Regions from separate parts of the Homo sapiens genome. Here region 2 is linked to region 1. Evidence: chromatin contacts called from ENCODE Hi-C or POLR2A ChIA-PET data. All regions are on one chromosome and are shown on one strand. Each heading gives the region's core, a stretch centred on a gene start or an enhancer-like site at or near the end of the contact. The rest is flanking DNA. Distances are from core to core; before and after follow the strand shown.

Region 1 (7,188 bases), core at 3,845-6,344:
ACCTCTTCATATCTTAAGAATCGGGGGTATTTCTATTTTACAGGGCCAAGTAACCATGAAATTGTATTGCATCTTTTGGCAATGAAAATACATAGTAATCATAGGAAAGCAATCGGGTGATTACTCTCCCCTAAACTGGGGGGTTTATTAGCTGAGCCATTACAGGTTTTAGTTACTCTTTAACCCCTTACAAGGTAGCTTAAAGTCCTCTTGGGACACGTGTCAATAAAAGGTTGTTTATAAGCACCTACACCTTCCCAGGCCCTGAACTAGATAGTATATAAAAATGAATGAGGGGCATTGTCATGAGGGTGACAAAAGGCTTGGAAGAGGAGCCAATGATGCAGAGATAGCCCAGATGGAAGAGAATGGCCCTGCTCCCCCAGGGGTCGCGTGCTCCCTCATGGATGCGTGCATTTCAGGAAAAAAAAAAAAAAAAAAAAAAAGAAATACCTGGGCCTGGGTCATTTGTAAAGAAAAGAGGTTTAATTGGCACATGGTTCCAAAGAGGCTGTACGGAAGGTATAGTGCTGGCATCTGCTCGGCTTCTGAGGAGGCCTCAGGAAACTTGCAATCATGGCAGAAGGTGAAGAGGAAGCAGGCGTGTCTTCCATGGCTGGAGCAGGAGCAAGGCGTCGGGGAGGTGCCACAGCCTTTTTTTTTTTTTTTTTTTTTTTTTTTGAGACAGAGTCTCACTCTGTTGTCCAGGCTGGAGTGCAGTGGTGCGATCTCGGCCCACTGCAAGCTCCGCCTCCCAGGTTCATGCCATTCTCCTGCCTCAGCCTCTTGAGTAGCTGGGACTACAGGTGCCCGCCACCACGCCCGGCTAATTTTTTTGTATTTTTAGTAGAGATGAGGTTTCACCGTGTTAGCCAGGATGGTCTCGATCTCCTGACCTTGTGATCCACCTGCCTCGGCCTCCCAAAGTGCTGGGATTACAGGTGTGAGCCACCACGCCTGGCCGGTGCCCAGACTTTTAAACAACCCGATCTCAGGAGAGCTCACTCACTAGCATGAGAACGGCGTGGAGAAGGGTGGTGGTAAACCACTCGGGAGAGTCTGACCTCCTGATCTCATCACCACCTCCAACATTGGGGATTACAATTAGACATGAGATTTGGTGGGGACACAGATCCAAACCCTGCGTCAGCAGTGGTCATCAATGGCTGAGAGCAGGTGCATGGGGGTGAATTCAGCCAGGATGAGGGGGTCGTCGAGCAAGTGGGGTCAGAGGGCATCGGTAAGTCTGAGAAGTGTGGCTCTGATGGGGAGAGGGAAGCTCGGATGGGGGGTGGGTGGAACCTGGGGAGGGTGATCCCACAGTGGGCGATCCCTGGGTGCATGAGGCTGCTGGGGAGGTGAGGATGCAGGGCGGCGGCTGACTTGATGGGGGGCCCTGTGGGAGGTTACCCCGTGCGGGACGTGACTCAGCAGCAGAGGAGCAGCTGGGGTAGGCCGTGGAATGAAAAAGAACAACAGGTTCTGACAGGACATTCAAAGCCAGGTTCTTTTCTCTAAATCCCGGTGACTTCTTCCTCTTGGGGAACATTCAGGGCTCTGAGTATGGTGAGTGAGCAGCAGCCAAGCCGGCCTCCTGGGCCTGGGAGGTTCCATTTCCAGTTTGGTGAAGGCCACCTCTCGTTTGAGATCCTCGGCTGCCTTCAGGGCTGCGGGTACACCTGAAACGGTTACTTACGCTGCTTTAGAATGGCTCCTCACACACATCCTGTGCAGGTGGCGGGGGACTCGCTGGTAAACGGGCGAACATCTCCACACTTTACGTTTCCTATCCCCTAGTGACTTGATGCTTTTTTTCTAAGGAAAGGGAACATTTATTTTTGGCAGGTGAGTATTGCAAGATGACTTCATTTGGCTTAAGGCCTTTATTAAATTCCTTTCTAGTGATATCCAAGAGGCCACTTGAATGTTAATCATTGCACTTCTACCACCCATATCCCAAAGTGTATCTTTAATCATCACTGCCCGCGCTCCTCACGCAGGGCTGGCTGTAAATTGCAGGGGATGAAAGATGGTGCTTGTCTCCCTGGGCTTCGGATCTGGTCATTCCTCTACCATTTGCTTCCTCTCCCGAGGGTCAGAGCCGCCTCACACCGCACTCAGGGTGGACTCCTGCTGAGGGCGCGTCCTCCCACTTCACACCCAAGGGCAGGTGCTGCGGAGGGACTGGAGTGTGAGAATCTGTGGCCAGGACACTTCTATACATGGAGGCTCTAGATTGCCTACTGGTCACCAAACAGATCTGGGTCCTTTAAGGAAAAGGTTTATTTGAGTATTTCACGGAAGCCCTGGTGGGTCCATGTTCTCTGCGGCGTCCTGGGCTCGGATGGAGGGCGTTTCTGCCCTAGTTCTGTGCTTAGCTGTGCATCCCTGGGCGAGCCGAGTTTCCGATCCTTGCCTCGAGAGGCTGCTGCTAGGACTGAGGAAGGTTTTTCGAGTGAGGATTGGCAGACGTTTTCTGTAAAGGGCTAGATAGTAAATATTTTCAGGCTTGTGGGCCATATGGACTTTTTCACAACTTCTCTGCTGTTGAAGCACAGAAGCAGCCACAGACGTGGACAGCGGGCGTGGCCGTGTCCCTGTGAGACTTGCCTACCGAGGCACCAGCGAGCTGTGGTTTGCTTGCCCGCCCTAACCTATAGCAAGTGCCTGGCCCTGCACCAAGCACAGAGCAGGCATCAGGCAAGATTGTCTCCCCAGCCCTTATCACCGGTGTTTTGTCCACTGTGTGCTGTTCACATTCTGGGCTTTGTTGCCAGGCAGTCATTGTTCTCTGAGAGTTTTTATAGAAGATGGAACTGGGAGTCTAGGAGCATAAGCACCTTGCCCAGGGCCACTTCCCTTTCATACTGTGTCACAGTGGCTTCTATTTCTGCCCCCCCCATGAGGCACTTTGGGCTCCAGGGCCCTGTTGAGGCACCGTGCGAATGGGGTTCCAGTCTCTCAGTTACCAGGCTGTGCATGGCTGGAGCAGAGACCGGGAGCCAGGGCTGCCACTGCCAGTCCACATCTCTGTCCTGGCCAGAGCCCCCATCAGTGCGCTGTGGCAGTGGGGGCGCCATGGCTCCCGGTCTGTGGAATTGCTACCTTGCCAGCCTGTATGAGAGAGAGAGAGAGAGAGGAAGAGAGAGGAGAGAGAGAGAGAATATGAATGAATGAGAATGAAGATGATGCGGGGACATTGGGACTCAGCATCACAGCCTTCTGATTTCCATGCGGGAGGAGCTATCTGATTGTGTTCCTCCTGCACCCTGTGGGTCTGGCAGTCTGGCAGTGCCATTTCTGAGATACAGCCCCACATTCCAGGACACCAGTCGTGCCAGCCAGGGGCATGGGGCAGAGGTCAGGGCCAGAGCCTCCAAGCATGTTGAATGCCAACTGCCTGATGGGACCCCCATCTGTCCACTGCTGAGAGGGGCCACACAGACCCCTGCGGGCCTTGAGGCACATCTCCCAGAGGTAGCTTTGATCAAGAAGCAGCCTGTTCTGCTGCCGCTGGTGCATCATCATGGCACCTGATCCTTGTTCAGTATCTTAGGTGAAATGTCTTCATTTTATTTTCTTCAGCATGGCCAGTGCAAGCCTCGCCATCCCTGGGGAGGGTGCGTCAGAAGGTCGCTGGAGGTGGGGCCTGCACTTTGCAGATGTCCCTGATATCTCTCAGGACAGAGCTTGATCCTGGGCACCTTGGGCCCCGAATCACTCAGCCCACGTGCAGTTATCAGCGCCTGCTCCGGGTTGGGCCCTGTTCTCAGCCCTCAGGCATAGCAACGGGAAAGGTGGGCCTGCTGTCGAGGGCTCTTTTCTCAGAGAGGGATCCTGACAGCAAACCAGCAGCATCTCTCAGGCACCTTTCAGGTGATGAGGCCATGTGGTGGGAGGCCACAAGAGCCGGCCCTCAGGCAGGGTGTCCATGGCAGGGGGTCCTGAATTGAGATCTGTGCTGCATGATGGGGCCCCAGGTTCTAGTAGGAGGATTCTGGCTTGGAGTGCCTGGGCCAGGACAGAGCAGGCGAAGGGTGTGGGGAGCAGCAGGTGGGCCGGGGCGACGGGCACGAGGTCAGGGCCAGGATGCGGCTGTCCCCGGGCTTGCTGGAGAGGCTCAGCACACCTGCAGTGCTCCAGGTGAGAGACATAGCATGGTCAGGAAAAGCTGTTGTGGGGACTGAGCGAGTGAGGGCCCTATCTAAGGCAGCAGCCCCTGCCACCTGCAATTTCGCAGCCCAGCTGGTGGCCAGCAGTCAGCAAGAGTGCGATACAGGTGCCCAGGTGTGCTGAGGACGTAGGGAAGATGGGGTGTGTTCATCTTTCCAGGGGAGGAGGAGGCTTCCTGGGGAGACATGTGAGCAGGGTCTGGGGGCTGAGTTGCAGCTGAACAGGAGGGTGGAAGGGTGCAAAGAGGGTCCTCCCATAGGGCATAGAGCAGGTGTCCAGGAAATGAGTGAGAGGTGGGTTGCACCAAGGAAGAGCATTCCAAGGCTCTGAGGGCAGGGGGGCGCAGTGTGCTCTATGTGAGGTGCAGTTGAGTGTGGCTGCACCAGAGTATTTGGATGCCAGGGCAGGTCCGAGGCTGCCAGACTCAGGTGGGGCCATGTGGGAGGCTCTGTGTGCCTTGCTCAGACATTGCATTTTATCTGGGGCAGGTGCTGGGGAGGAGCCTGTCTGAGCGGGGCAGGTGCTGGGGAGGAGCCTGTCTGAGCAGGGCAGGGCTCCGCCTTTTACCATGGGTCCTCATAGCAGCCCAGGCAGCTGGGCACTGGGGTGGAAGGGCATCGCTGAGGCCGTGCTGCCTGGCATTTGGCCCACCCACATTCCATCAGGGCAGAGTAGGGGGCCGATTGCTGTGTCTGTCTCAGGCCCTGCCCTTCCCTGCACCCTTCTGCTCTGTGCCTCTGTCCGGTGCCGTGCTATCCTGAGAGCCTCCCTCTGGCCCCTTTTGCTAGAGATTTATGCTGGATGTAAACGATTACTGGCTGGCCACTCACTTCCTCCACCATCTGGGTGTCCTCAGCCCTGCCTTTCCCCAGGAGTCCTTTGGACCTGCTGTCCCAGCTCCTTTGAAAGGCTGCCTCGGGTCTCCACTTGCCCTTGCCAAGCCTGGGTGAGGGTGGACAGCGTGCTCCAAGTACCGCACCTGCTGGGTGCTCTGCCTCGTGTGCCAGGCGACAGCCCTTGGGGCTCTCCTGAATGTCCCAGGTGCCACAGCATGGATTCTGTGGGTCAGGTGCAGTGAAACTGATGATCGGGTTAACCTAATGAAGCTGAAGAAGCTGGTCTCCGTACATTGTACTTTCTCATGAGCCCATTAAGATTTGAGGTCGTAAGCTTTCCATGCCTGCCCGCCCACAGGAAGTAGGCATAGATCACTGTCAGCTGGGGAGGGATTTCAAAATGAGACTATTCAGCAGGACGTGGCTCACTGCTGCTACTTTGCAGGGAGGAGCTGGAAGAGGGGTGTATCTATTCCTTCGGAGTGACAGTGAAGTCAGTGTCCTGGGGATTTAATGCTGTATTTAAAGACATGTCTGGAAAGTCCTTAGCGACTTTAAGCTTGCTTTCTTCATGTATCAATCATGTTGCTTTTTATTGGGGCTCGAGAACTCTACAGGAGATGGTTTCTTCCCCCTGCAGGCCTGGCGTGCTCCAGCACCTTTGGGCAGGCGTGTGAAGGCCCTGAGGTCTGGTCTGGGCGCCTCCAGGAAAGAATGACTCTCCAAGTGGGCGCTCGGGACCCCTGTCAGCCTCCATGGCCCTTCACATGGGGCGGTCTCTCCTCTTTGTGGACAAAATGCAGAGTTGTGCTTGGAGCAAGAAAAGTGATTTGTATAATGTTTTGGGCGCTGACTCGTACATTTATGATAGATAAGACCTTTGTTCTTTCTGAAAAGTTACGTGGTGAGGATTGTGAACTGTGGCTGCGTGGCACCTGGCTGCACACGCGGCTGTGTGTTCACTGTCCCTCGGACTCTGCGGGAAAACGTGATGCAGAGCCACGGTCACGGCTGCGCTCCTCCGCGGTTTGGAAGTCCCATTAATGCGACTTCTCTCTGAGAAGTCAACCTGGGCCTCCTCACTCTGCAGACGTCCAGCTCCCTCCCGGAAGCGGTCATGCAGAGGTGTCAGGCGGCACTGTTGTAATCGATAGTGGGTGACCAGTCTGAATAAATTTCCTTGTACTTGCTCCAAAGTAGACAAGAGTCCTTAGCCACCTCCAGAGTTTGAATTGAATGGTAATGACATTTCTTAAGGAGAGATTAAAGAGTTCTTTTTTAATAGTAAAAACATGCAGCAGAACGGGCAGTGTTGTTAGCGGGTTAGCGTTTTGATGACTCTTTTCTCCCATTGTGTTCATTTCTTGCTCACTAGTCCCTTACTGAGGCCCTACTGTGTGCTAGGCCTTGAACCAGAACAGTCAATAAAAAAGAAACCGCCCACCCTGTGGGGTACCTGCTGTGATCTCCAACCACAGCAACCTGTGAGTGGACCAGTTACTGCTGTTCACCCAGGAAGCTGCTGCTGTACGGATTGGTGTGGGGCTTGGTTTTGGTCCCAGAGTCCATGCTCCTTCAGGTGGCTGCAGCCTTGTCTCCACGTCCTCCCCACACCTGGCACTGCACCCCCACAGCACCCCCAGCATCCGATTTTTGGAGGCTAGTGAAGAAAGCAGCAGGTCTTAGTGGGGATGGCCCTGGGTGGAGGTGAGAAGACCTAGGCCAAGGAGGTTCCCGGCTGTGGGCCCTGGTGATGGGGAGACAGGTCCAGGGTCCCTCATATGGACTCGCTGATGCTCCCTGGGCCTCTGGGTGATGTGAGGTGTGGTCTACCTGTGGGTGTCTGTGTGTGTGGGTACAAAGGCCTTGCCCCACAAGGAGGGTGTCCAAGTCCAAGTACCTTACAGGATGCCGGGAGGGCCCCCGAGTGGGACGGTGGACTGTTTCTGACAGGTCACGGCTCGGTAGTGGAGTGGTCCCTGCACCCCACTGTGCAGGCTTCCCTCTGAGATGTGCTGCTTTGCCCTCGTGGGGGCATCTGTAGGTCCTGTCGCTTCCCTAGAGGAGAGCCACGGGCCTGTGGGTCCCTGGCAGTCTAGGAATGCTTTGGGCCCCAGAGTCCCTGAACCTCCCTTAGCGACTGGTTGGGATTTGTGCTGGGGGAGCGCCCAGGGACACC
Region 2 (7,474 bases), core at 767-3,266, 58 kb after region 1:
CCAGTCTCAGGTATGTCTTTATCAGCCACGTGAAAACGGACTCATACAAGGGGTGAGGTGGGCCCCTCCTCCCCTTCCCGCAGTAGGCTGCCGTCTTCAAAGCAGAGTCCTGTCTACCAACAGCTCGCCTCAGAGGGATCGCTTGGTCTCTGGTTAGGCAGTTAGAGCCTCGGCTGAATGAGCTTTGGGCTTCTGTGAGCTTGCCAGGATCTGCTTAAAAGAACCATATTTCTCTTCCATTGCAAAGTGTGGAAACGTGCCCGATTTGCATGGCACTCCCGGGAGCCCTTGGGTATTGTGCTTCAGTGTGGCCCCAGCAGACTTATTGTTGAGTCATCAGTCAAAGCTGCTGTTTCTTTCATTAGCGATTAAGAGAGGGGAATATTGAAGTGATCTGAAATAAAAATTGTCAAAGTGTTCTTTTGTTGTATTAATCAGAACCATATTCATCATTCGAGGGAATCCTAAAATATTCCTGACTCGCTCGTTAAATGACACCTGAGTGTTTCCTCTGCAGACTGGCAGTGTGAGGAAGACTGGAAGTGTCCCCCTGCCCCCCAAACCAGAGAAGAAGCAGGGACAGGCTTGGGGCATTGTTTCACCAGGAGTGCTGGATGCTGGGCCGGCCTCTAGAGCCTGTCACTGCCCTGGTCGGGCTAGGTATGTCCTTCCAGCTTCTCCGTCTCTCTAGACCTTGGCCGGGTCCGAGACCTGTGGGAGTTTCCCAATGCAGCGACCAGCTGCCTCAGCCATGCCTGTGGGGCGAGGCGGCCAAGGCCCCAGGAGGAAAGGAGCAGTTTCCCCAGCATCCTCGGTACTCAGACGGGACATGCTTGGTTTCCAAGGCCAGTGGGTTCCAGGGTTTGATTGTGTGTTGGGGTTTTTCTCAAGTGCTAGGGCTGTAACAGACCGGCGCCAGCAGGAACAGGCCCAGCACTGGAGGCCAATGTGAAGGGGTCACAGGACAGTGGGGGCACCGAGTTAGGTGGATGGGGCCTCATATGCCTTGAGGGGAACTGGGGGCTTCATCTTCCTTGACGGGAGATGGGGAGCCTCTGACTGTTAGGATCCGCCCACTACATCGTACCCATTGCACATGGCACATGGCAGACAGCTGCCCTTGCTCCAGTGACGTCCAGAATTTACCTGGTGCAGGGTAGCTGAGCACTCCACTCCCAATCCAGAATATTCCACACAATGATGGTATTTCCTCATCTAGTCTTTTTGGCTTTCTGCTGGGAGAAGAAGGGAGAGCTTACGGTTTCGCAGGTGACCAGCTCAAGACCTTTGTTTCAGGGTAGGGGGAGGAAACCGTTTCCGTCCCCCAACCCCCACTTGCCGTTGCTGCAGAACAGTCCTGAGTATCTGCTGAAGGTTCATCGCTGAGGATCCTTTCTCAGTCTCTGGCGCCTTCCTTTACCTCCCCAAAGTAGCCCGGAGCCTGGAGAACGGGGAGATCTTGATTTTCAGGACAGGCCTGGTGGCATGGAGGTGGGGGATGCCAGAAGTGGCCTTGCGCTACGCACCTCCCTGTGAGTCAGCCAGTGCTCATCCCACAGCCCCGGGGGCTTCTCCACGCCACAGCCTCCTCCTGCTTGACCCACCCCAGGCGTGTGCCTCTCACTGAAGGGGATGGAGCCCCCGGTCCTGAGTGGGCTCTGGCCAAGGCCAGGTGCCCAGGGCTGGCCTGTGGCCACTGCTCACGCCTCCCTGTTTTCCCACTGAGTGCTGGGTGATATTTATTGTCTGGATTATGCCTCATTAAAGCAGAAGCCCATTTTCCATAGATGATATGAGTTTTTTATTTATTAAATTAGTTTTAAGATAATTTACCAAGTCATCCAAGACAAATAATCCACTTAAGTGATGCCGTAAAGCTCTGTTTTCCCCCAGTGCTGTGTTTCTGGGAAAGCATGCCCTCTCCTAAGTTCTGCTCCCTGGTTGGAGACATCTTGTGAGCGGCAGAATTTACAGTCCAGCCTTACTAATTCAGAGTAGGATTGGGTAGGAGGGCTGGCTGGGGGCTGACCTTTGCACTCCCTGGTTAAATAAAAGGCTGTTAAGCAAATTCAGAGTGTAAACAGGATTCCTTGGAGAACCCATCATTCTGGAACTTCCCAGAGTACTCCTGGAGACCTTTCCTTCTCAGTATTTGCAATGCTAATTACCAATCACGTGCTACTCAGGGCTGGTTCCCTCAGGGCCTCACATACCTGAAGGTTTTTGTTTGTTCAGGTCACCTAAGGTATTTAAAAGGAAAGACACACATTTCTTCCCCCCTCTCCCAAACCCTCACCCTCACCCCAGAAAGAGGTACGTTGCTCTAGGTACATTCTCAGTGCCGAGCTTCCATGCACCCAGCCTGTCCCTTTCCCCAGGCTCCTGGTAACCCAAGGTGGTGGATTTGGGGGTGTGTGTGTAATTTCGTTCGGTTTCCATTCCTACTCTTAGTCTTGGGGCTGGGATTAGAATGAAGAAGGGGTCACAGAGGGAAAGCTGACACAGGGGACACACTGGACCATGACAGTGTGGCATGTGCCGCGGAGACATGGCCAGGGCTCCTGGGAAGAAGGGGTGGAGACAGCCCACTGCCTGGGAGAAAGGGGGAAGATCCTGAAGAATGAATGGGTTTATCTAGGGGAACAAACCCAGGAGCATTCCCTCGTGGGGCAGCAGAATGCCTAAGACAGCCAAGGCTGCAAAGGGTTGGAATACCAGATGCAGGGTGGGTAGGGACCGGATGTCCGGTCTGCTCTGCCTCATTTCTACTTGATCCTGAAGGCAGTGGGTATTTAAAAATAAAATGGTGACATGATAGGAGCCCGCTGAATTAGAAAGGGCATCCTAGTTACAGTGCAGAGAGGGCTGACGTGCCCAGAGAATGGGATATAGGAGTCGCAGTGGCATTTAAACTCAGTTGAAATATTTGGTCAATTTTAATTCCAACACAAACATGTAACATTTTAATGGCTGTATATGTTTTAATGGGTATTGAGGACTAAGCTCTGATTTTTTTTTATCTTGCCCAAATTCCTGTTTAACGGGTCTGGAGAGTCAGGCCCTACAAACCATACATAAATTCTCATCAGATGGGTTTTAATTAACCGTATATATCATGACTTACTTTCCAGCCTGACTTTGGGATAACATTATATGACAAAGAAGAAATTCAAAATATTTTACCCCAAAACGTGTTTTTTTTGCCATATTTGGAAATGGCAAAGCTGTCCTTTGTGGGGGAAAATTTGCGTCTGTAAAGAATCTTGGCTGGGCACGGTGGCTCACGCCTGTAATCTCAGCACTTTGGGAGGCAGAGGCAGGCGGATCATGAGGTCAGGAGTTTGAGACCAGCCTGGCCAATATGGTGCAACCCTGTCTCTGCTAAAAATATAAAAAATTAGCTAGGTGTGGTGGTGTGTGCCTGTAGTCCCAGCTACTTGGGAGGCTGAGGCAGGAGAATTGCTTGAATGCAGGAGGCAGGGAGGTTGCAGTCAGCCGAGATCATGCAACTGCACTCCAGCCTGGGTGACAGAGTGAGACTCTGTCTCAAAAACAAAAAAGAATCTCTATTAACATAGCTAGATTTTTTTCTTCCAGGCCCTCCCAATCCTAAAGAGATTAAGAGTCCAGCACCTTTTAAAGATTCAATAGATGGCCAGGCATGGTGGCCCACACTTGTAATCCCAGCACTTTGGGAGGGCAAGGCAAGTGGATCACCTGAGGTCAGGAGTTTAAGACCAGCCTGACCAACATGGCGAAACCCCATCTCTACTGAAAATACAAAAATTAGCTGGGCATGATGGCACATGCCTGTAATCCCAGCTACCCCAGAGGCTGAGGCAGGAGAATCGCTTGAACCCAGGAGGCAGAGGTTGCAGTGAACTGAGATCACACCATTGCACTCCAGCCTGGGCGACAGAGAAAGACTCTGTCTCAAAAAAAAAAAAAAAAAAGATTCAATAGGAAACATTTCTCTCTATTGTCTCTAAGAGCAGCCACTATAAGACTTCAAAAGAACCTTGGTCTCCACAGTCTTTTATCTTAACCTGGACATTTCCTTTCTATTATCCCAGATCTTTAGACAAACTCAACCAGTTGTCAACTAGAACATGTATAAATTCACCTATCGCCTGGGAACAACCCCCCGACCGTTGCTGCTGCCACCTTTCACTTGTCCCCCCTTTCTGGACCAAACCAGTGTATTTCTTAAATGTATTTGATTGATGTCTCATGACTCCCTAAAATGTACAAAATCAAGCTGCACCCTGACCCCCTTGGGCACATGCTCTCAGGACCTCCTGAGGGCTGTATCATCGGCCATGGTCACTCATATTTGGCTCAGAATAAATCTCTTTAAATATTTTACAGAGTTTGATTCTTTTCGTCAATAATATCATAAAAAAAAAACCTAGCTCATCAAACCTATACTACAAAGCCACAGTAGCAACATATTTAAGATTCTTGAAATGAGTGGATTTAAAAAAAAAATAATAGGGCAGAGCCTCCTCTTTCCGGTGGTGTGGTGAATGTGGTGTCCGAAAGACCCTCCTGTTTTTGGTATGAATACACCAAATAATGCTGGTGTGCTTTTAAGAAACATAACCACAAAGGTGAGACTATCAGAGACCAGAAATCTCGAGAAAATACAAATCTAGAGAGTTAGGGGAGCAACATCAAAGCTGGTCTTTACCCAGGGGTATCTGCCAGTTGATTTTAATGAGCCACTGGCAGGAGTCAAAACCTGGGGACTGTTTTGTTCAGGGACTGAACAGTTGTTTGTGTTTGTCTTTCTTAGCCTTGGCCAGGTTAAAGGAGAAAGAAAGAACCCTCCCCTTCCTCAGAATTTCCAACTACAATCCTACATTCACATGGATTGGGGGAGCCCCCGTTCATGTTACTTATTTGACCTAAAAAAATTGCAAGCTAAAAATTTGGTTTAATGTAGTCTGGGATAACAAGGCCCTCAGGCTCTAGAGAAGCAAATATAGGTTTCCCACCCCCCCACTCCCCAAAGAAAAGCCTCAAAGAATTCCAATAGATATACATTCTAAGGAGCATAATGACAGGAGAAGTCACTGAAGTACAAGGAAGCAAGCCACTGGGGGCAAGAATCAGCAGTGAAAACAGACTGCAGAAAGAGATCTACAGAGATTTTAGAATTATCTGCGACATGCTATAAAAATAAGCTTATACATTTTAAATAATACAAAGAAAGGTATTGAATGGAAGAAGGAGGAGTAACTATCAATTTACAAGGCAGAATTGAAGAAATAACCAAGGTTCAAATGTAATAGATAAGTGAAACAAATTGTGACAAAGTTGAAGAGATTATTAATGAACTAGAAGAGATATTTGAGGAAAGTACTTGTCCCAGAAAGACAAAGAGATGGAAGATATAAAAAGAGAGGCTAAAGGAAATGGAGGATAGAATGAAAAGACCCCAACTCTATATGATCTGAGTTGTGAGAAAATAAAGAGAATGGGTGCAAATGGATGTTTGATAGGAGATAATGGATGACCATTTCCAAAACTGATGAAAACTACTTATTCCCCAGATTCAGAAAGACCAATATCTCTAGCAGAATAAATATCACAAGGAAACCGCAAAACATCCAAGACAAAGAAGTTATTCACAAGCAGCCAGAGAGGAAAGTTAGATTGCTTATGAAGGAATGACAAATAGATTGATAGCATTCAATAGCGGAGGCTAGAAGATGATAGAGTATCATCTTTTAAAATAATAACCAACTTAGAACAATATATCCAGCAAACTATCTTTCAAGAATGAGAATAAAGACATTTTTAGACAAATGAACTCTGAGAGGGTTTACAACCAAAAGACCCTAAAACCCTCTCATTAAAGGAGCTTCTAAAGGTTGAATTTAAAGAAGGATAATAATTTCCAAAGAAAGGTCTAGGTGCAAGAAGAAATAATGAGGAAAAAAAAAGGGTAAAGTCATGAATAACTCTAAACAAACATATATGAAAGAACAAGAAGAAGATCTCCATTTATAACTTTCGGAGGCTGAGGTGGGTGGATCACAGGGTTAAGAGATCGAGACCATCCTGGCCAACATGTTGAAACCTCGTCTCTACAACCTGGGAGGAGGTTTCAGTGAGCCGAGATCATGCCCCTGCACTCCAGTCTGGCGACAGAGCGAGACTCCATCTCAAAAAACACAACAAAACAAAAAACAAAAGTCACAATGGAACTGAAATTCTGGAAACCATGAGTACATAGCTAGGGAAGATTAGGTCAGTGTGTGGTGCTGGTATGACTAGAATTAAAATATTCTTAATTTTTTGTACTGTTTGGGAGGAGGATAAAGATAACAATTCATTTTAGATCATTAAGTTAAATATACATGTTAAAATTTGTAGAGGGGCTATTAAAATAATAGAAACAATTCATTAACTTCCAGATTCATTGGGGTTAGGGCATTAGAATGTAGAGGGAAGTAGATTAGTCCACATGTAGGCCAGAAAGACAAATGCTAGAAAAAGTAGAACAGTTGGAAACCTCGAAATGAGAGCATGTGAATTAACCTGAATGTATCAGGAGTCACAGCCAGCAGGGACCAAGATCTTTGGTTAGAAAGCATGGCTGGAGTTTAAAAACCCAGTGCTGTGCTAGTTATGAGAGAAATATAAGGAAATAAAGAATAGAGGGGAACCCAACAACTACCAACAAGCAGAAATCGAGGTTTTTAGGACCCTATTTTCAATATCATCAAAAATATGAACCTGTTAGGGAAAATCTAAAAACAGATATAATAGACCTGTAGTGAGAAAACTATAAAACACTGGTGAAGAGAAAGAAGATCTGATTAAACGAAGAGCTATATCATGGTCATGAGTCAGAAGACTGATTAAGAGCTATGCTATGGTCATGAGTCAGAAATCCCAGCAAGCTTTTCTGTAAAAATTGACAAAACAGGTTCTAAAACTTACACAGAAATGCAGAAGATATGGAATAGCCAGAGCAGCCTTGAAAAAGAAGAAGACACAAGTGAGGACTAGCACTAGCTGAAGTTTAGTCTTTCAGCAAATTGCTGGAACAATTGGATATCCATGTGCATACAAATGAACTTCCATACTTTTTACCATATACAAAAATTAACTCAAAATGGATTATAGATCTAAAGTAAAACTTTATAAACCTTCTAGAAGAAAACCTTTATGCCCTTGAGTTAGGCAATGATTTTTTAGATAAGACACCAACAGCATGATCTGTAAAAGAACAAAGTACTAGGTTGACCCTCACCAAAATTTAAAACCCACGATCTTCAAAAGTCACTATTAAGAGGACGAAAAGAGGAGGCATGGGGAGAAAACATTTGCAAAGCATGTATTTGATAAAAGGTTTATATCAAAACTAGTGGCAGTTTTTTCAAAAGGTAAATATACTCCTACCATATGATCCAGCTGTTCTATTCCTAAGTATTTATCCAAGCAAAATGAAAGCCTATGTCCA

What was found. Hi-C counts contacts between places; a loop is a spot of excess contacts on that map. ChIA-PET counts read pairs that join two places held with the same protein, here RNA polymerase II (POLR2A).
Region 2: a loop to region 1 is called in a map of heart left ventricle, with 3 times the contacts of the local background. The contact joins two enhancer-like sites. A Hi-C loop is called at or near these places in 1 of 168 maps with a recorded cell type or tissue (heart left ventricle). POLR2A ChIA-PET finds 5 or more read pairs at or near these places in 1 of 52 experiments (MCF 10A).

The regions. Positions count from the first base shown.
Region 1 is chr22:47,039,282-47,046,469 of GRCh38, forward strand. The region is part of intron 11 of TBC1D22A (TBC1 domain family member 22A); the gene reads left to right. Among named protein-coding and RNA genes, the nearest start is that of TBC1D22A-AS1, 130 kb to the left of the region's middle. RefSeq lists enhancers at 5,960-6,475, 6,993-7,188. Within about 2 kb of position 5,095, at least 2 of the 41 ENCODE cell types and tissues checked have a DNase peak (open chromatin) inside an H3K27ac peak, as active enhancers do.
Region 2 is chr22:47,100,760-47,108,233 of GRCh38, forward strand. The region is part of intron 11 of TBC1D22A (TBC1 domain family member 22A); the gene reads left to right. Among named protein-coding and RNA genes, the nearest start is that of TBC1D22A-AS1, 190 kb to the left of the region's middle. Within about 2 kb of position 2,017, at least 2 of the 41 ENCODE cell types and tissues checked have a DNase peak (open chromatin) inside an H3K27ac peak, as active enhancers do.